Linked DNA regions of Mus musculus: region 2 is linked to region 1. The links are chromatin loops, found by intact Hi-C in ENCODE. Cell type or tissue: heart. All regions are shown on one strand. Each heading gives the region's core, and the rest is flanking DNA. Links, peaks and the distances in the headings are about the cores only.

Region 1 (11,113 bases), core at 1,049-9,048:
AACCAGGCCCAAAAGCTATGACTCTCAAAGGTATGAAAGTGCACTCAGGGACAGGTCACTGAACTGAACTGAGCCTGCAAGATGCAGCTTGCACTCAACTGAAATGGTAGTAAATCATAAAGACATCCAGTGTTGTACATGGCATCCAAGAAGCCGTGAGTGAAGACTAGCCCATCCCAAACCTCGGCTCATCGCTAGCGTGAGATCCTAACATCTGCCTCACTCACAAGAGCAGGGGAAAGATCCTCCTCCTCCTGGGCGTTGAAGCCTCTGGAAATGATGGAAAGATACTCACTACCACTTATTCCACGTTCTGCGTGGAGGCAGGGACAAAAAACATGGGTGAGTGGGTCTTTGTTTGAAAAGAAGTCACATCAGGAGGAAGCCATCATGGTGTGGTGGCCAACAGACTGTCCCGGAAGGAACATTTACAGAGCTGAGTCTCTGAGCAGTAGCAATCCCAAGGGTGAGCCCTGGAAAAGACCTGGGGTAAGACATGGAGCTATACGACCCATAAACCTACTTTTGTAAGTATCAGAGAAGTGTGAGGAATTAAGGCAGGAAGGACATATAAACCACCATGTTTGGGGAAACATGACCGGCTAGCAATAGTATATGAAAGAGCTTGCAGAAAGAGATACCAGATTATCTAAGACTGGCAAATTAAAGCTGGTAGACCAAGGCTAGCAGACCAAGCAAAGCTGGTAAAAAAACATACCTTCCTTAGCTGGAGTGGCCCTGAAGGTCCTTGTGGATATAACCTGATGAACACTGAGCCCTTGCTGGCCTTCTAAATATACTTTTAACTCTGAGTCCCTGAGCTTGCCAGAGTCTAGAGGTTTCTGTCTTCCAACAGGAAGAGATTTCCTAAGCAACTTTGTTTCTGACCCCTTTCCACACCTCAGCTTCTATCCATTCTCTGAGAACTACCCCCTACCCTGCTCCAGAGGACTCTGACTCCAGTCCATGATGACCAGGGTTACAACGCTGAACTGCTCCTGTCTCCAGGTCTTGGACTCTAGAACTGAGACTTTGAAGTATACAAAGCCAGAGCCAGTTAGCCCTTTAACCAGAGAGAGGCAGATTAAGGGACTAAAGGAAAAAGACCCATCATATCTCAAGCATATCTATCAGTAAAACTGTCTCTGACAGTCAGGAGATACACAGGGAGGGATAGTCAAGCAGTACTAACACCGTGCCACTTACATATCTTAAGGTACTGTGTGTGGCCTTAATCTGTGAGGAATAAATCAGAAAGGAATCCAAAACAGAATCAAGAAGAAATGGGTTAGATGTATCTTCTGGACTGTGTAGGGGTTCAGGATATCAGACATGACCAGTAGGAAATACCTGCCGTGAGCAGAAATCATGGAGGCTCTCCATGGCATTGACATTCTAGGCCAGGAAGGCTCCACATTCAAGTCCCTGGCCAGCATGCCCTCCATCCAGCTCACAGCATCACCCTCATTCAGCTTGAAAAGTAACTGCTAATTACTCAGAGCAAGGGAACGGATGGGTGGTAGGAATCAAACCCCCGACCTTGAGCATGCTAGGCAAACACTACACACTCAGCTACACTCACAGCCCCTATCTGGGCATTTAAAAAATGTACATTTAGACTAAAGTACAGGATAGCCAAGTATATCTTGCATAAAAATAAATCAAATTTACAGTACAAGTTGAGTGCTTCTTATCCAAAATTCTCTAGACCAGAAGGGTTTTAGATTTTAGATGTTTCTGAATTCTGGAATGTTTGCACTGATATAAAATGAGATGTCTTAGGGATGAAATTTAGGTCTATGTAAATTCATTTTGTTCATATGCATCTTTTGCACACAGCCTGAGGGCAACTTTATACAAAGTTTTTAGTGTACCTACGATCATTGTGATTGGCTATATGAAACCCATGTGGAACTTTGCATATGTGCTACTGTATTGATGCTCAAATGTATCAGATTTTTGAAGCATTCTAGATTTTGTTATTTTTAAAATTAGGGATACTCCATCAGTATTAATGTCTTTGGATCCATTATAGAAAATGTAAATATAGTTTGTATTTTAAACACATTTAAGGACTGTGGGCTATTACCTCACCTAAATGTCACCTTGTGGTTATAACGGAAACAGGCAGAGGGCCAACTTATTTAGAATCGCAATCACAACTTTAAAAAAGAGGATTTATCAGAATTATAAACATTCACAGGACACTCAAGAGAACTTGGAGTATACTAGACGTTTATCCCATTAGACATTGAAAGGAATGGACTTTCTGGCCAGACTGGCAGGATCGGCTTTCCAGGCTCTGCTGACTAGTCTTGGACAACATTTACTTAATTCCCCTGTGCTTCCATGTCTTTATCTGTAACATTAAGATAGGAGTCCACACCCATCTCACGTGTAGACAGGTTGTGCAAGGAATCCCAGAATCTACAGATGCCCTTATATGAAAGGGTGCCATTTCCATATAACCTGTATATACCTTCACATATTAAGAAACCTCCAGATTTGCAAAACACATGAAACTCAAGAAGAACGAAGACCAAAGTGTGGACACTTTGCCCCTAATTAGAATTGGGAACAAAACACCCATGGAAGGAATTACAGAGACAAAGTTTGGAGCTGAGACAAAAAGGATGGACCATCTAGAGATTGCCATATCCAGGGATCCATCCCATAGTCAGCCTCCAAACGCTGACACCATTGTATACACTAGCAAGATTTTGCTGAAAGGACCCTGATATAGCTGTCCCTTGTGAGGCTATGCCGGTGCCTGGCAAACACAGAAGTGGATGCTCACAGTCAGCTATTGGATGGATCACAGGGCTCCCAATGGAGGAGCTGGAGAAAGTACCCAAGGAGCTAAAGGGATATGCAACCCTATAAGTGGAACTACATTATGAACTAACCAGTACCCCTGAGCTCTTGACTCTAGCTGCATATGTATCAAAAGATGGCCTAGTCAGCCATCACTGGAAAGAGAGGCCCATTGGACAGGCAAACTTTATATGCCCTAGTACAGGGGAACGCCAGGGCCAAAAAGTGGGAGTGGGTGGGTAGGGGAGTGGGGGGGTGGGTATGGGGGACTTTTGGGATAGCATTGGAAATGTAAATGAAGAAAATACCTAATTAAAAAAAAGAAAAGAAACCTCCAGGACACTCACAGTGCCTAATACAATATAAACAATTAACAGTGCATTCATTATTCAGAGTCTCTGCAAACCAAGGTTAATGAAACTCCTTTTCACAGTTCTAGCAGTTAGGACTGGGCATTTAGTTCCGTTCGGATGCTCAGAGTCCCAGGTTCAGCCTCTGAGTACTGCAGAAGCAGGGTGTGGCAGCACAGAAGCTGCACTTCCTGCACTTGGAGGTGGAGGCAGGAGGATCAGAAACCTCATGCCATCCTCAACTATGTAGTCCAGCCTGGGCTACAGGAGAATCCGTTTCAAAAAGAGTTCTAAAACACAATAAAGAAAAGCATGTAAAATGTTCATTGCAATACTTGACCACAGAGTAGCTACTAACAGAGGATCCAAACCCATGTCAGAACCAGTCAGAAGCTGACCTGGGCAGTGAGTTTTAAAGCGGCTGCTGAGTCCCTTCATTAGATCACAGAACTTGAGTGTTTTCATTGTTGCTTGTCAACAGTGACTTATAAAAAAAACCATAAAGATGTGATTTATAAAACTGAAATGCAGGATCAATAATGTTTAAATAAAATAGTACACAGAGAGTCATAGGTGTGCACGCACACACATACACAAACACACACACACACACACACACACACACACAAACCCTTATGCAGACAAATGAGTCCACAGAAGGTGAGGAACATGAAGGAGATGGGCTACAGAGATAAGAATCAAAGAGTTGTTGTCTATGCTCCTCCTACATCTACTGTGGGGCCAAGGAGCCCCAGCTCCCAATGGCCCTAGCTCCCAGCAGCCCCAGCTCCCAGCAGCCTTCAGCATCATGCTATGGTCCTCAGAGTGGCTCAGTGGAGTCTCACTGGGCTAACCACCAGCATCTACTCAACTTTGTGATGAGCCTCTGTGAAGTCAGACCTGACTAGTGTGGCCTCCAAGCAAACAGGAAGAGAGGAGCAGGCAACTGTCTCCCTTATCCGTTGAGAACTTTTTGGTAGAGAGAAGACATGTCAAAAGCTGGAGTAAAATTTGCTCACTAGGAACTTGCACTGGAACTGTGTGCTCAGAAGGAAGAACATGGCCAGCAACCCCGGCCTACAGGAATGTCATTCTTAGTCCTGTGGCTGAACTCAATCTCTCCAACTTAAAGATGCACTAGTCTAAGTGTGCGCCTTCTGGTTATTACCTGGAGTTAAGTACTAAAATCCCTTGGATTTTTTTGGGGGTGTGTGGGGGGGAGGTGGGGAGCCAAGTTCCAAAGCTGCCAATCACAAAGAAATAATAAATGTTATGGAGCACTGCACATATGCATTGAATCACCATACTGTGACCCATAAGGATGTACAGTTAGTATGAATCCATTTAAAAGATAAAGGACACCCACACCCACAAGTCTGGTTAGAGAATTGCTTTATTTTCAAATCATTTGTGGTTGTATGTTTCCCTCTTGTGGTAGGAAACAGAAAAATCAGGCAAATGTGCTGTAGCCTTGGGGTGACAGAGGTGCAGTTCTCTTTCCCAGAATTGCTGTGTTGTCTAAACATAGCAGGGCCCAGTTCACCAGGCCCCTTTGTGTCTCCTTATGGTCCACAAATCATTAAGATTTTAACACAAAGCGGGAAACACTGTTACTCTGGGATAGTCTCATGCTTGCACAGGCCAGCTTTGGAGAAAGGTGGCTCCAGAGAAGGAAAACTGCCTTCCAGTGGAGAATCAGTGTGAAGTAAGGGAGCAAATACCCTTGAGGAAGTTCAAGCACATAAAGAAAATACAGGAAGTGCTTATCATAGCTGCCTGGACACACAGTAAAAAAAATCAAGAGGTACTGAGAAGGCCTGATCTCACCTTTCTAGCTCATCTGATGTGAGCCAGGGAAGAGATGGTTTGTGGGATAAACACTCTCTCAACTTCTGCATTGGCCCAGGCACTATGGGAGGCAGGAAGAAGGAACATGGAGGATGGAAAATCAAAATGGAAGAAGGAATGCTTAGGACTGAACCAAGCACTCATTTGTTCTACCCAGAAGGCTCTGGATTAGACCAGCCTGGGTCCAGCCCTGACTTTGCCCCATTCTGGTTCTATAGTCTTTCTGATCTCAATCTTTTATTTGTAAAATAGGGACAATGGTTGTGTGCTTGCAACTCAATAGCACTCAACAGGTTAAGACTCAGGAATCACCATTAATTTGACCAGCCTGGACTGCCTACTGAGTTTAAGGCCGACATGGCCTACAAAGTGAGATATTGTTTCAAAATAAAATAAACAAATTCTGAAAGGGCGGCATCTGTGGTGGTTTGAATAAAAACAGCCCCCATAGGCTTATGCTTGGATAGTGGTCCCTAGTTGGTGGAATTGTTTGGGAAGAATTAGGAGGTGTGTCCTTGTTGGAGGAGGTGTGTTACTGGGAGTGGGCTTTGAGGTTCCACTTAGCTTTCTCTGCCTAGTGCTTGTGGGTCAGGACGTTACGTAAGCTTCAGCCACTGCTCCAGCACCATGTCTTCCTGCTGGCTGCCACGCTCCATACCATGATGGTCAGACTCACTCTGTGACTGTAAGCCTTCAATAAACCCTTTCTTCTATAACTGCCTTGGTCATGGTGTCTTATCACAGCAATAGAAATAATGATGGTGATGCAGATGATACGATGAAGGAAGAAGCAAGAAGAAGGAAGAGGAGGAGTAGGGAGAGGAGGAGGAGAAAGAAGAAGAGGAGGAGGAAGAGAAGAGGAGGAGGAGGAGGCGGAGATGGAGTCGAAGATGAAGACGACAAAGAAGTTGTTGAAGACAACATCGTTGCTTGAATGACTTCTTTTGGACATCATGGATTAGTGCGCTTAGGGTCATGGACTATGCACTTTGAGGACCATCTACTTTGAGGAATTCAGTATAGTGAAAATAAGGGATCCAACTCAAATTCTTACCAGGCTTTACTTAGTACTTAAGTAGTATTGAGGGTACCAATCTGGTTCCTCACCTATTATACAGCGGCCCAACAGCTTTTTCTCTCAAGCTGCTGAGGTCATATGAACTCATGTGAAGTCCAGCACTGTGCCTAACAGTACACGTAGGCTTCCTGGCACACATAATAACAACCCATGATGTGGGTGTTCTTACTACTCCTATACTACGGATGAGGAAATTGAAGTGTTATCAAATTAGGCCAGGCACTAAATCCAATCAGTGGCTGTCATATTTATAAGGAGCAAGAGATTTGAAGACAGAGACAGACACAAGGAAGTGCGCCACATGGGGACAGAGGTAGAGAATGTGAGCTATGCTGCAGCACCAAGTGACAGGAGCTAGGAGGGAGCCAGGGTAGAGCCTTCTCTAGGGTTCCTAAGAGCATCACGGGCTGTGGCTATCCCTAGAGTGGAAGGGTGCTTGCCTGGCATACGTGAGGATCTGGGCTTGGAAGGAGCTGGTGAGGAGGGAGGAAAAGGGAAAGAAGAAGCAGCAGCAGCTTACCCTTAGGGCTGCTACTTGAAACTACAAGAGTGAATGAGTGTTGTTTGACGCAACAGTGCGTGATGCCTTTTTCTAGAAACTCTGGAGAATTGACGTAAGTTAGCGGTAATTTAAAATGGCATGTCCTATTCTGGGGTAGCTGGGCTCTCTGCACGAGGGTTGGCAGACTGAGTGAAAACATTCTGGGGTTTCCCCAGCCCGCTCCCATGTACCTTTCCTATGCCCCAGAGTGCTCGCTCCTCACCACCAAGTGTCAGCCTGGATGCTGGCTCAGGTTCTAAGGGGAAGCTTCCTGTCTTTCTCACTGCTTCCTGACTCAGTACCTGGAATGGGCTTGCTCAAAGCAAATCCCTGAATGACTGAACTACTGATGTGAGAGCATCAAATGCCCTCTGAGACTACTGGGGGAGCTGATGGACATGAGCATCTTCCTAGGGAGTCAAACGGTTTCCCCTTCTTAGAATAACCACTAAGAAACTTCCTCCCTCTCACAGACAACTCAGGCATCTGTAGAGGGTACCCTGCCTGAGAACTGGCATGTGACTGGTTTCTAGAACACATGAGACCTGCACCGTAACAACTGAAACCAGAATCTGCAGCAGGGAGGGGAGCACAGCTGGTTGGTCTGTGGGGCTCAGCTTGCTCCACTCCTGAGCAGGGCCTCAGGGATCACAGGCACAAGTGGTAAGGGGCCTTCATGGTTCCAGTGAGGTAGAAAAAGTGAACTACACAGAGGACACACCAAGGCAAACCAGAGGGAAGGGTTACAGCAGACACTGTATCCTACTAGACTTGTCAACAAATGTCAGAGAAAGTCTGGTGTGTCGGCATATACCTGGAATCCCAGCACTTGGGAGGCGGAGGCAGGAGGATTGTCATGAGTTCAAGGATTACACCTCAAGTTCCAGGCTAGCCAAGGCTATACAGTAAGACTGTCTTTAAAACAGTGTATACATATTTATTTGTTTATGTGTTTATATATACACGCATATAGGCATGTCTCAGGGAGATCTGTAGAAAAATAGCTGGACTGTGTAATTGTTTTCAGTGTGGTTCTTTTGCGTCTGTAAATTATGTATTTTACCTAATTACTCAAGTTTAATTCATTCTACAATACCAATCTGGACCATGAACCCAAGTTCAGAAGCTTGCTTTACTGAAGACATCAGGTGAGATGAAGACCTGTTTCATGTCATGTAGCCTGCTAGTTAAACAACAGCTACAGCAAACCTCTGGAGTTTCCGTGTCACTGGACAAATACTGCGACCAGCCCTACTCCGAAACAGCCTTTTGGGTTTGCTGGCCTAAGTCTCCAAAACTCTCTGTCCCCTCAGAGTCATGAAGTTAATTCCAGGACCAGGTTGAAGGTTGGCCTGTCTATGAAATAAATCCAGGGACTGTGTATGTTGGTGAGGCTGCAGAGATGGAGAAACTGCTACTCACTGTAGGTGGGGATGCACATTGGTATCACCGTCATAAATTAATATAAAGGCGCCTCAAAACACTGTGAGTAGAGCAGTGTGGCCCAAGTATCCCAGTGCTGATTATAAATGCAATGGAAGAGAGACAGCCACTATTCACCAAAGCCAAGATCCAGGTCACCTGAGTCCAGAGCAAATGAATAGGGAAACTGTCACACAGATACAAAATGGACCACTAGTCAGTCATGAAAAAAAGAAAAAGAAAAAAATGTCTTTTGTTCATGGCCACATGGATAGAACTGAGTGTTCCCAAAGCACATTACCACATAACCAGGCACTGAGGCTCCGCTAGGTAACTGTCTAAGGGACAGAAAGCTTCCAAAACTGTTCAAGAGAGGCCCTGGGAACAAGGGGACCTCTTCTTTGTTCTGGCCACTTCTTACAACTGTCCTCGAATCCTAATGGGCAGCGGCATTGTGTACGAAAGAAACCCTGACGCTCCGGGACAATCCTGCTTACATCAGGACTGCCCGGCATGCACCTTTGAGACGAGATAGCCAGGTGTCAGACCAAAGACTGCTAGACTTGTCGTCTGAACCTAGCTTCCCAGAATAGGCTCCTCTCCCACCCCGAGAGCCTGCATGAAGCCGGGGGCGGGATAAAACACCTGTGCTCTGCAACACACAGGTCGACAGTGTGCAGTGTGCTGCTAGGTGCTGGCAGATCTGCTAAGAGAAGCCAGGCTGGGAAGGAAGGTGGGAACTGCTGCGGGACCCTTGGCAGTATCCAGTGCATTTCCCACGGAACCCTGACCTACCCACTGAGGCAGCCGACAAAGCCTGAGTGTGACTTGTCCAGGCAGTCTGTCTATTCATCGTCTTAATCTCCTAAAAACTACGCTATGACATACTAACTTGAAAAATAAGTAAAAAGAAATTCAAGGGGCTAGGGCTCTAGTTCAGTTGCAGTGTTGGCCTAGTATGCAAACGCCTGGGTTTGAGCTTCACCATCTCTCCTCCCCCACAATAAGGACATTTATAACTAACCCTAAACAGAACATCCGGTAATGAACAGTGTATCCAGGAACCAAACTCTTGTGTTAGGCTGACTCTGAAGTCATACTATAATAAAATGAAATGAAAGAAATAATCTAATTTTTTTTAGTATATTTGTGTTTTGTGTGTGTGTGTGTGTTACTGTGCACACGAGTGCATGTGTGTCCCTTCCCAGAGACAACTTCAGGACTCAGCTCCCCCCACCCCCACCCTGGATCTCACCTTTCCCTGGGAGCCTCCCCTTCAACCTGGAAGTAGCTATGATAAAGATCCCCCCCTCCTCCTCAAGAAGCCCAGAGTCTGGGCTGTTGAGCTGCTCTTCAGCTCACCTGAGGCTTTATCACATGGGCTCTGCTGTTTGGGACAGGACTGAATCAGCCCAGGGAGTGGCTTGCCTGAATCAAAAGTACAGTTTCAATGACGACCATGGTAACTGGCGCTCAGGCTGCACCCCGAGTTCCTCAAGCATTCAGAAGCCTATGAACTCAACCCGTTCCCATGACACTCTTCACTAGAGATCAGAACTCACCCCTGATCACAGGAGAGGACTCTGAGCCTGAGAGATGACAGGCAGAGCTCATAACATTTCACAGGAAATTGAAACTACAGCGTGAACCCAAGTCAATTCCAACTCATTCTATGAGCTACTTCTTAGTGCAATGCAGGGTGCCACCCAGTGGCCTGTCTTCTATTTGGCATTACGTCAGAGGCAGTCCACAGGGACACTGTGAAGGACCGCTGCTTGCTTCATGTGACAGATAGTCCTGGTCTGGTGCCATCAAAGCAGCAGCAGAAGTGTGTGTATGTGGGGAGGTAGGGGGGTGTCTCTGGGTTCCCATCACATGCTAATTGTAGTAGATTAAATGGTGGTCTCTCCCACCCCCCACTCTTCACTCAGAGCCTGTGCTGGATGGTGACCTTGCTTGATAAAATGACTTTACAAGTTAAGGATCTTGAGATAAGAGCCTTCTGGATTACCGAGGTGGGCCCTAGATCTAAGGACAAGAGTCCTTCTGACAACAGAAGAGGAAAGAGGGCGTGGCATAGCAGTAAACCGCATACTTCAGGCCTAGAGCCGAATTCCCCAGCATAGAAATCCGGGGTGGGAAAGAAGACAGGCATACGAATATGGCCTTGTGAAGTCAGAAGTAGTGACTAGGCATGTGCTAGGAAGCCCTGGGCTACCCAAAGTGAGAAGGGTCACAGAAGGGTCCTCTGGCTACTAATTCTGCTGCCAACATCTTGCTTTTAGACTTCTGGCCTCCAAAAATAGATGAGAAATTTCTGTTTTTTAAGCCCTCAGCTAGTGGTCATTTGTCTCAGCAGTCACAGGAAACTAACCTACGTTACAGTTTTAGCTATCCATGAATGGGCCCGTCTCTCCAATGACCACACAGCTTTACCTGTGTTTCACCGGACACCTTGCACGGTCACTGGCACACAACGTGTCACTGTTTATCAAATGAACAGGTCCATGTGTCCCAGGAGGCTGATGACAGTATTAGATGTGTTTCTGGGTGCTTCCTATCTGGAGGACGACACTGGCCTAGGCCAGGGAACCACACCACAGATTCATCTTAAGGTATCATATGGAGCTGAGCCCTCAGATCCAGCAGCTGTATGGCTGTGCCTCACATGGACCAGGGACCACTGCCTGAACAGGCAAATCTAAGACACACTATAGGGCTGGAGATAGGATGAGATACCCATGCAGTGGGTGGCGGCAGACACAAACGACCCTCTCCTCGTCCCCCTTTCCTCTCTGTCTTCCAATGGTCTCAGTATTTAAAATCATTGTGAAACCCTTAGAATTATCAGAACGCTCTGTTTAGTAGATCGTCGGGCACTACAGTGCTTCACAAAGGCTGGTGCATCCTCACACTAACGCATAAGCCACTCATCGCTTCTCTCTATTAGATCTTCCGTGGGAAAGCTGGCAAGGCTGAGCTGTGTGCTAAGCACTTTTCTCATGGGGTGAATCACAAAGAGCCGGAGCAGAATATGTGGCCCCACCTACGGAAGATGCT
Region 2 (11,113 bases), core at 1,421-9,420, 61 kb before region 1:
AAGAAGGTGGACTCCAGAAAATCAAATAACCCCATTAAAAAATGGGGCTCAGAGCTGAACAAAGAATTCTCACCTGAGGAATACCGAATGGCAGAGAAACACCTGAAAAAATGTTCAACATCCTTAATCATCAGGGAAATGCAAATCAAAACAACACTGAGATTCCACTTCACTCCAGTCAGAATGGCTAAGATCAAAAACTCAGGTGACAGCAGATGTTGGCGAGGATGTGGAGAAAGGGGAACACTCCTCCATTGTTGGTGGGATTGCAAGCTTATACAACCACTCTGGAAATCAGTCTGGCGGTTCCTCAGAAAATTGGACATAGTACTACCGGAGGACCCCGCAATGCCTCTCCTGGGCATATATCCAGAAGATGTCCCAACCGGTAAGGAGACATAAACTTGAAATGTATTGATCTAAGGATGGCTTTGAAGTAAAGAAAGTGGATTGACAGCTGTAGTTAGAGAGGAACAAGACTCCAGTTGAGAATCCTGACTTACTTTAATATATTTCACCTGTTATTGTTTTTTAATACTTCTGCATTACATCTAAATAGCCCCTGTTTTATAGGGACACTAGTCACACTGGATCCAAATGGACTCTTTTAAAAACTTAATCATGTGTAAAAAGGATTTCATTTTCAGATTGTGAGGTACTGAGGGTTTTGAATCCAACTCAGCCTACATCCTTATCTCTGTTTTGGATTGATAACAATCCCATCCTGCTTCTGCCCAGATCCTGAGCCTGCCCATTCCTGTTCTGGGCACCCATAAAATAGTTTTGGCAGATTGATTCCTGGAAAACTACTGCTGACTCCTAGGACCCAGAACTTGGTGTCACTCACCGGGGCTTCCCAAGTTCCTGCCGACAGTGGTATAGCCTTGATACACCAACACACTGACTTCATCCTCAGCATCGGCAAGCCACTCAGAATGAAAAAAAACACAGTCACCAGTAGTGAACGCTGGGCCATTAATTGATGGCTCTTCTGAGATGGTGAAGACTTAATAGCAAAATATACATAGTAATAAAGAAAAACCTGTGAAAGTGGGTGGAGCCGTGCAGAAAAGGAACCTTGGATAAAGTCACACTTCGGAGTTCCCAAGCTCATTCTGCCACCAACTCCGTGTCCCTTCTTAAGCTGTTCTTGATTTATCTTTTAACATACAGAAACCACTCCAGCTCTTACCATCTGTAATAATAAAATGGCTGACCCAGGGGGGCCAGAGGAATGGCTTGTTTTGTGGGAATGCTTGCTCTGCAAGCGCAAAAAGCTAAATTGAAAAACCCCACATTCACATAAAAAGCAGGCATAGCTGTGCATACTGGTAACCCCAGTGTTGGGGGCCAGAGGTGGGGGGATCGCAGGAGTTCATCAGCCAACCAGCATACTGGAAACAATGAGCCTATAGCTTTATGCTCTGAGCCAAGTCTTTTCTTGTCTCTGCCCTCTTCCGTCACCCTGTGATGCCCTCTGTTATGTCTTGACACATAAGGAGGGCCTTCACAGACACCAAAGTATGAGAAATGATTTTCTAATCTATATAAAAGAATAATAGCATTCTGTCTGCAATATTCTGACATACTTTCCAAACTGAGGCTCCTTAAGGGCAGAGACTGTGCCTGACTGTAGTCACTGTTGCATCCCAAGACGGCACATAAGTATCTGTAGACTCAAGCCAGGAAGGAAGGCAACATCTCAGTGGTCTTTGAGAAAGGATTGCCTGGAATAAAAGGAGGGGCAAGTTGCTGTCCAGTGAGCCAGCGTCCCAGCACACAGTAGCTATTCAGTAACTGCTCATTAATTCATCCCGCCTGTTAGGATAATTAGAATGCCTAGGTTTCCACCTGAGACCAATACTTACAATTCCACCCCCCCAGAAGAGTTGTGCAGATCTTCCCTTGGACTTTGATCCTCCTTTTGGCAGCACCCTGCACTGGCCTTCAGGGAAATGAGTAATGAGAGATTTTGCAAGCAGGAGAGGGCCTGGGCCAAAACCAAAGAGGAGGGCCAAGTCCCCTTAAGGAGAGGATCCTGAAGCGGTTGAAAGGAACTAAAGCTATACTCAGCTCTCCCTTGGGTTTGTATAAATCCTTTACTTTTTAGTCTCTAAGAAACTAAGGTCTTTGGAACCATTAGAGACTTCCAGGAAAAGAACAAATAATGGGGAGATGGTATAAATGTATGTGTGGAGTGAGTCGTGAAAGGCACTGGGGTCTGCCCACAACCAGGCTCCTATGTGCTGCTGGAACACATTAGCTAGGCATGCTAGAATCATGCGAAGGCCAGTTTGGGGCCAAACCTAAGGTCTAAGGCCCCCACCCTTCACCTCCATCTCCTGTTCCGTCTGTAAGGAACACTGTCCATACCCTAATTCACACGGCGCCAGGCTTTTGGGCTCTCATCTGCCTACACATTCTGATGCCCAATTTCTCTGTTTCTGATTGGCTCTGCATCCTAAGGCTTCTTCACAGACAGCCCTTGGGCCCCTCTGTCCACTGGATTCTGCTGGGACTCAGCCAGTGGGAGGCACTAGTGTGAAGTGGAAAATAGGGCCAGGGAGGGAGGCTGGGGTGTGGTGAGCATGTGGTAAGGAGTGTGGCTGCTAGGACTGGGTTCAGTGCAAAGGCCTGGAAAGTGTGGGGGCTGCTGGGTAGAGCTCAGTACTGATAACCTGAAAGTGAAAGCAATGGCTCCCAGAAGTACTTCTTTCCTGGTGAAGAATGACCAGGAACCATTTAGGTAGACTTGTATACAGCTTCAAGATGGCAGTCTGGTCCCTGCAATGCTTGTACCTAGGTGTGGGACCAGAACTGTTTGAGCAAAGGAAAAGCATGTCCAGCCCTTCTAATTTAGCCCACCAGGTGCACAATACCTACATTGATGCTGCTCAGAAACTGGGCATCTGAAAGATGCATGCCTGCCTGATGTGCTACCTGGCCTCCTAACTTTAGTTTATTTATTCTCTAGATGAGAGCCAGGCTTCTCTTAGTCACTTAGGAATATAGGGGTCTCACACACACAGACTGCATTTTACGGACTCCCAAGCACTGCTTGTGTGTTTGCACAATCCAAACACAGGACTGTGCAAGGCAAGGCTCTCAGACTGGCTATGACGGCTCCTTCCGTGGACGCTCCTGGGTATGCCTAAAGGAACGTGACTGGGCTGCAGGTCTTGGGGGGACCAGTGAATATGACGGGGTTCACTGAATTTCTTTGCTTGAGCACCCCTGGCAATTGCATTTGTTCTGAAAGTATCTCATGGTGTTGCCCAGGCTAAACTCACACTCATACACAAATTTCCCGCCCAGCCTCCTTGGTGTTGGGGTCACATCATGAGCCATCACACCTGGCTGTACTTTGAGGATCTCTCTGCTGCTCACATGACTTTTGCGTCTATGAGGGAATCAATGGCTCTATTCTTTCTAAATATCTTAATGACCAAGGAGTTGTTTTTAGAATGTTCCTTGGCATATGTATTTCTGGAAACCTAATCCTTACCTTAGCCCATGATTCCAAGAGAATTTTTAACAATGAAGAAAAGAAGAGGCTACATTCTTGGCTTCCCTGGAGGTCAAGATTTCAGAGAAATTAACTGCAGAGACGGGAATGTGTTCATGCTCTAGCTATGAGTTTTGTTCTCAACTCACTAGCTGTATGTCCTTGACCCAGGCATTGTCTCTAAACCTCACTTTCCTAATCTGTAAAATGGGGCTATTGCACTCATCGTATATTAGGGATCTAATGAGAATGGACGTGGAGTATATGTGAGGCCTCAATGTTGAACACAGTGTAAATGCCCAAAAGAAGCCTTTTTTAGAGCCATGGAAAAATATCACTTTTCCTAGGCATATTTTAACTCCAGTGCTTGTTTCAGGAGAGAAGATGGAGAGAGAGAGAGAGAGAGAGAGAGAGAGAGAGAGAGAGAGAGAGAGAGAGAGAGAACACAAACAATCTGGCTTGGAAGGGAACTTACTCTTTGAAGCTGACAAGTGTAATTTGTCTTGAGACTGCCAAGCGCTAGGGTTGAGCCTTCGTGTGGGAAAGAAGAGACAAGCAAGATTAATCTGGGGCCTTCATTACTTACTCCATCTGGCCTGGTTTGGCACAGCCCCTTCCCTCTATAGGCAGATTATTCCTTCAAAAGCCTCAGCAGAGGGCTCTCTAATGGGTTCTGACATGGCAGGAATGGGGTTCACACAGCTCTGAGATAAGGGCCCAAGACGAGGCCAAAATGCTTCCAGCACGACAGCCCAGATGCTCTGCCACAGAAGGCAGAAATGCACTGAAAAGGAGCCAAGGCCTCTGGGACGGGTGAAACCAGGATCCCAGAAGCACCTGGTCTCCACCCTGGGGAACAGCCGGAGCCGCCTTGTGGGCCGGGCTGGTGACATGGCTTACCTGACTGGGATGTGGTCCAATGACCACAGGCACTTGGTAATCTGGTTTTACAGTCACACTGGGGATAAAAGAAGTGGCTAGGAAGAAGGTTGGTTTTAAAATTTTTCTAGCAAAAACTTTGTGGATTTTTCCTCACACCCTCATCCTTATGCGTGTGGTAGTGGTGTGGGGAGGGGGGGGAGTACTTACGTAATCACATATCTGCAAAGCAGGCAGTGTTAATATTGGGGAGTGGGGGTGGAACAAGGAGCTTGCCCAAGGTCACATCTTAGGTGACTGATCCAAGACCACATGTGAGGGTAATTGGTTCAGTCTATACTCACTGTAGCAACTTCCACATCTCAGGCAGAAATTAGAAATTACGAGTAGGGAGAATCTTCCACGGCCCCCAGAGGTAGCAACTCCATGATCTGACCCTTGTCTTCTGAGACAAGCTGGGGCCAGAGGTAGGGGGTGGGGGCACTTTTGAGCTACCCTCAGATAGATGGAGTCCTCAAACCACACAGAAAAGCAGATGAATCAATCAGGACTTTGCTTGTGTTGGAGTTGGACACGTCTGTCTCTGGAACAAAGGCTCTGCTCTTTTGAACACACACACAGTTCTGTTCTGAGAGCCTTCACTGGTGTTCCAGGGCTGCAAAGGGCAAAGTCCAGCTCCAACCGGATAGCTCCCAGGGCTGGAGTCTTGTTTAAGAGCCTGGGCAAACCAGAGGCTATACAACACTGCCATCTCCTGGGAGCAAGGGCCACTCTGGTATGCAGACAGAAATCAGCAGAAAGCCCAGGACTAGATGAGTGAGGCAAGAGGCTGCTCTCTTCTTTTTATGGAGATTTCTGTGGTGACACTGTGATCAGCACTGCCTGTGTTTATCCACGGGCTAGCAAATCTCATGGAAACCAAAAACGTCCAAGTCAGATATTCATTCTTTTTGTTTTCAACTGACAAATATCAACAGAACCCCTGTTTCCTATGATGCGCTGTTACATGCTAAACGCATTGCAGCATGGCTGAGGTGAAGCTAAGTTAAGTAGTTGTCAGCAGGCACAGTGAGTCGTCATCTGTGTAATTCTAGCAGTCAGGGAGAGATCATGGCCAACCTAAGGTAGGTTCTAGGGCAGCTTGAGACCCCGTTTCACCTACCGCTTCCTGGATAAATGACTTCTAAGTTCCTGAAGCTCATAGCTGAGTGGAGAAGATGGACTATAAACAAGAAACAGTCTCACTGTGGAGGGCTTTGTTCATCTTGATTGTGGTGGGCTCATGGGGAAAAGCTCAAGTAGGAATCACCATGGGGGAGGGGAGACCCTGCACAGTCAGACAGCTTGGGAAGCCTTCAGTAAGAACATGACCTATATCCAGACACTTAGTCACACGGTCACAGGGTGAGTGGAAGATCGGATAGTGTGAAGGCTCTGACACGGGGATCCTGGCTCAGCACAAGAACTGGAGAAGATTTGTACGGTTGATCATTGAAAAAACAGGAAAAGAGATAAGATAATACGGAGTTCACAGAGGGCCTTGCCCTACCATGATTAAGTCTTTTTTAAAAACATGTAACAAAAACTCATCACAAAATAGTTTTAGCTCAAAAAATAATGCACTGATTTCTATAACTCTAAATTCTGGTGTTCAAACTTCAAGCAAGGCTAGATCCAGGAGCTTAGATAGTGCCACTAAGACTTTCTTTTTCTACTAATTAATTGTCTCCATTTGTTTCTGTATTTCTTTTTCTGTTTAGTATGTAAATGCACGTGCATGTGTGAATAGATGCCATCAGAGGTCAGAAGGTATCTGATCTCTGGCATCCCCTGATTCTGGAGTTGCAGGTGGTTTTGAGCTGCCCTGTGTTGTGCTGGGAAGAGAACTCAGTTCCTCTGCAAGAGCAGCAAGCAATCTTAACTGCTGAGCCATCTCTCCAACACTGTCTCTCTGTTTCTTAGTTAGACTTATTCTCTCTTTCATTAACAGATTCTGTTGGTCTGGTAAGAAAACTGTCACTGATATTTGCCAGGCCTCTATCTTTACAATCTAAGTATGATCCAAAAGGAAAAGAGATTTATCCTGCTATCTCAAAATGGGAGGATAAAAATGAAGGACAAAGTATGGCACTCTTTGGTTCATGTACATACCTGATGAGCCAATGTGTGTGGTGGGTCATCAAAAGGGACGAGGTCTAACCTGAGCCATGCTCCACCCCTCTGACTTGTGTATGATTGAGAGTAAAGGCAGGAAAACGTGGGTGCTGTGGCTGACGATAGTCTTGGGATCATAAGACTTGGGGAGGAGTCTCCACCAAGACAAAGCAGGCGGACCGCAGAAGAGAAACTGGTAAAGATGGGCTATACTTGTCGCCTGACAAAACAACAGTGACAGAGTTCTGTGAAGGGTTATTATACAAGAAGAAAACAAAGATTGAAAAAAAAAAAAAAAAAAGACCACACAGGTGTGACCTTGTACATCTTTAAACACAACTTTTGCTAGGCAGAGGCAGACAGATTGTGTCAAGGTTAGGCCAACATGATCTTACACGGTGAATTCCAGGCCACCCAGGACTACAAATTCATAGTGACCCTCTGTCTCAACACAGACAAACAAAGACCGTACTGGCTATTACAAGACTGGAATGGAGGGAGCATGGAAGCAGAGAGAACTTCAGATTCTAGTTCAAATCAACCATCTCCTTCCTACCTAGGGATTACACAGAAACACCCAAAAAACTACAGTAACTGCACTTTCTGAGTATACACGGACCTTGGGCTTAGTCCCCAGCGCCACACACATACAGAAGACCAGAGTAAAGCCATTTTGAGCACAATAGAACTTGCAGGAAAGTATGAGATGTCTTCATGGACCAAAGACAAGGAGGAAACAGAAAGAAGATGAGAGTTAAGTGTGTGGCTGATGCTGCAGTTAGCTCCTTGGCAAAGTCTTCCAGCCTCAGATGGCCATGATGCTCAAATGGTTAACAGTCATGTGGGAGAGGGAGACAAGGTCCAAAATGTATCTGAGGATTTTCCTCCTATTACTTGACATCCACACACAACAGGGCACTTCAGCAGTACTGAAATAAGGAATAAAACACTGAATGAATATGTTCAGAAACACTGAATTATCTAAATAAAAGAATACATCCTTTGCCAATTAAAGGTCATAGGTTACAAGTGTTTGCCCTGGCCTGGACTTTGGCAGAAAATGTCTTTATAAACATGGGTTTGTCTCTAGGGGTACATTGAGATGGCCAGTGAACTAAAGGCTTCCATTGCTCACTGCAGACAGAGCAGCCTCTAACTATTGCACACAATTTTTATACTGTTATTTGCTATGATGATATATTATTTAGTTTTTATTACTTTTTTTTAACAGCCCAGTCCTTACTCCCTTCCTGGTCTGCTCTCCCACAGTTCCTCATCCCATTCCTCCTTCCCCCTTTCTCCAAGAGGATGTCCCCACCTCCAACCCCACCACCCTGACAGGCCTCCCCACTCCCCGGTGCTTCAAGTCTCTCAAGGGTTATGTGCATCTACTCTCACTGAGGCCAGACCTGGCAGTCCTCTGCTGTATTCATGTTGGGGGACTCAGATCAGCTAGTGTGTACAGCCTGGTTGGTGGCTTAGTGTCTGAGAGATCCCAGGGGTCCAGGTTGAGACTGCTGGTCTTCCCAAGAAGACCCAGAATTAAACCCATACACCTATGGTCACCTGATCTTTGACAAAGAAGCACTCAGTTTTGAAATGCAGGCTCCACCACCATAGATAGGAATTCCATTTGGACTCCAACAAACCTGCTTCCTCTTGGGGGAGCCCAAAGTCTAGAGCCCTAGCTTTATTAAAATAAGAGCTGTACAGCCACAGAAGTCAGATGTTTAAACCTTGATTATATGAAATGTCCATCAGAGACAAACCCGTAGTAGGGATGGAAGTAGCTTTGTGAACCCCAGGAGCCCTGCCCTGCTAAGAGCGGAGAGTGACGGCTAAGAGACGCCATGTTTGTTGTGACAGTGAAGAAAGTGATCCTGAACTGGGTAAGAGTGGACGCGTGCCCACCACTTGTGACTATAATAAACTCTACATTTTAAAGGGCTGACTTTTCTTGATATATGATTGTATCTCTGTTTTTGAAAAGGAGCTCTAGATTCGACTGCCTGCCTGCCAGTCAGACCCACAAGTCACACAGCCTCTCCGAACCTCAGTTTCCTTTTAAGGAAAATAAGGATAGAAGGCTGAAAAGTTCTCTTATGGAGCATGAGCAAACTCATGTAGCATGATACTTCTACCTGTGTGGTTTTAACATGCAGAGTTACAAGGTCGTTCCCCAAGCAGGCCGTGACAAGAATAAGACCCACTTTGGGCTGGCTCAGCAGTTCAGAGTACTTGCTGCTCTTGCAGAGGACCTGGATCCTGTTCCCATCATCCCTGTGACAGCTCAATTCTAACGGACCCAGTGCCCTCTTCTGGCCTAGGTGCACACCAGGCACACATGCAATACAGGTAGACATGCATGCCTGTGAAATAAAAACAAGTCTTTAAGAATAAGACCCACTTGAAACACAGGGGACACATGTTCATATGCTTAGGATTGGTCACATCAGACACATTATATAACTGACAGAAAAAAAATTAACCACATTAATCAGGACTTGTCCCAGTCTGTGACTCAAGCTCTATGTGCCAATGGCAAGCAAGCCAGGACTTAGCTAAACTATCTGGAACATTTTGTTCACAAGTTAAGTTTTACAAGAGAAAAATACCTCAGCATGAAGTGGGGAAAAAAGGCTTTATGACCTAATAGCAATGTGAAGTATATCATTTCCAGCCATATTTAATCTGTTTTCCTCTACATCCCTAGAATGACTCCTGGCATTGGAACTAATTATTACAGCACAAAGGTGTGGGTAAATTAAATATGAGTGAAGAAAGTGATGGTGAAACCTGGAAGAAGAGGAAATAGGTTAGGAGGTCAGAAAAGTGTTTCAGTCCCCTGTTCATTTATGCTTCAAATGATGACTGAGAAATCTGAGAATTAGCTTAGAGTAGGAACAAGATCGGCTGGGGAGGTAGCTCAGTTGGTAGAGCGCTAACTACATAGAAAGCCCTGAGTGTCAGCCCCATGTTAAACTAGGTGGGGCAGTGCCCACCTGCAATGCCAGCACCTGGGATTCAAAGTCATCATCCCAGGCCAGCCTGGGCTACATGAGACCCATATTCATGAGCAGGGCATAGTCACCTATGCTCAGTATAACCTTGAGCAGGTTGCCTAAGCTTTTGTGCCTCTGCCTTTTCATTTGAAATGAGAGTAAGGATCATGGCAGCTTCACTGCCATGAGCTTTCAACGAGAGCCAGTCAGTTCCCAATTTACAAAAAGCTGGGTGTGAGGGTTTGTGCCTAGTTTTACTGTATCTTGTTATGCCCAATATACCTGGAGGTCTGCTATTTTCTGAAGGGAAATAGGGGGAAGAGTGGATCTGGGGGAGAGGGGAGGTAAAGGGTGGGTGGGAGGACTGGATGGAGGGGAAACTGAGGTTATATAATGGATGAGAGAAGGATAATTTAAGGGAAAAGAAATCACTCCTGATATCTAATGGAATGGGGGCCAGAGCCAGGGTCTAAGGTAAAGAAATGTCCATATGTCTTGCCCATCTGACTCTGCAGACTATACTTCTACGGAGCCCTTCCTGGGAATGGGGAGCCTGGAAGATATAATTCAGGACACATTTCTTCTTTAGAGATTATCTCTGAGGAAGGGTTTGGGCAGGGGCCATTCAGAGGACCTGTTTCATTCTCAGACAGCGAAACAAATGAAGCACATTTGTTCTTGTCTTAACCACAACACCTGGGAGTCTGGTCTTCCTGAGGAGAGCAGAGATCGCGGGTCACAGGCTGTAGGCTAGCTGGAGAAGTGTCTGCCAGAGTCAGCTGCTCCTCTTTATTCCAGTTCTCTGTGAGCAGGAAATGAGATGCCAGTTTATGGGACCGGTTCTGGCTATGGTCTCTCCAGGAGAAGCCAGTTTGCTTTAGAAGCAACATGGGTGGAAGAGCCCAAGACTCTAACCCTTCAGAGGCCATGTCTGTGTCCACCCCAAAGACATTTTGGAAACAGGCCTTCATTACTCAGAAGCTTTTCTCTCTGTGTGTATGTCTGTTCATATGTGTAAATGTGAGTGTCTACATGTCACAGCAGACATGTGGAGATGAAGCTACCTTAGGTGGCAGTGTTTAGTTTCCACTTGGCTTGAGATAGGATTTCTTCTGTTTGCCACTGGGTAAACTATCCTAGCTGACCTGTGAGCTTTTGGGGATCTTCCTGTCTCTGTCTCATTTCTGTCTTAGTTAAGGTTACAATTGTTATGATGAAACACCATGAAGTTGAGGAGGAAAGGGTTTATTTGGCTTACACTTTCACATCATATTCCATTCCTAAAGGAAGTCAGGACAGGGACCCAGTTACAGCAGGAACCTCGAGGCAGAAGCTCATGCAGAGGTCATGGAGGGGTGCTGCTTACTGGCTTGTTCGGAGTGCTTTCTGATAAAATCCAAGACCACCAACCCAGAGGTGGCACATCCAACAATGAGCTGGGTCCTCTCCCACCAATCACTAATTTTAAAGGTGCCATAAGGCTGGAACTCATGGAAGAATTTTCTCAGTTGAGGTTCCCTCCTTTCAGATGACTCTCACTTATGTCAAGTCGACTAGCTAGCACAACTGACCC

Evidence for each region. A loop is a pair of places that touch in the nucleus more often than their neighbours do. Peaks named below come from ENCODE experiments on the same cell type or tissue, not always from the same donor. Only the 100,000 strongest peaks of a DNase experiment are listed, where the experiment ranks them.
Region 2: it touches region 1 in a loop (2.7-fold over the local background); 3 of 42 quality-filtered maps call a loop at or near these places.

What each region holds. Positions count from the first base shown.
Region 1 is chr4:99,940,845-99,951,957 of GRCm38, reverse strand. The region is part of intron 1 of Pgm1 (phosphoglucomutase 1); the gene reads right to left. Among named protein-coding and RNA genes, the nearest start is that of BC062258, 17 kb to the right of the region's middle. In heart, for the core only: a CTCF peak has its summit at 4,599 (motif pointing left); no DNase peak of the experiment used is centred there.
Region 2 is chr4:100,002,538-100,013,650 of GRCm38, reverse strand. No RefSeq gene overlaps it. Among named protein-coding and RNA genes, the nearest start is that of BC062258, 78 kb to the right of the region's middle. In heart, for the core only: a CTCF peak has its summit at 5,139 (motif pointing left); DNase peaks (open chromatin) are centred at 1,950, 2,510, 4,290 and 5,090; H3K27ac peaks cover 662 bases; H3K27me3 peaks cover 341 bases.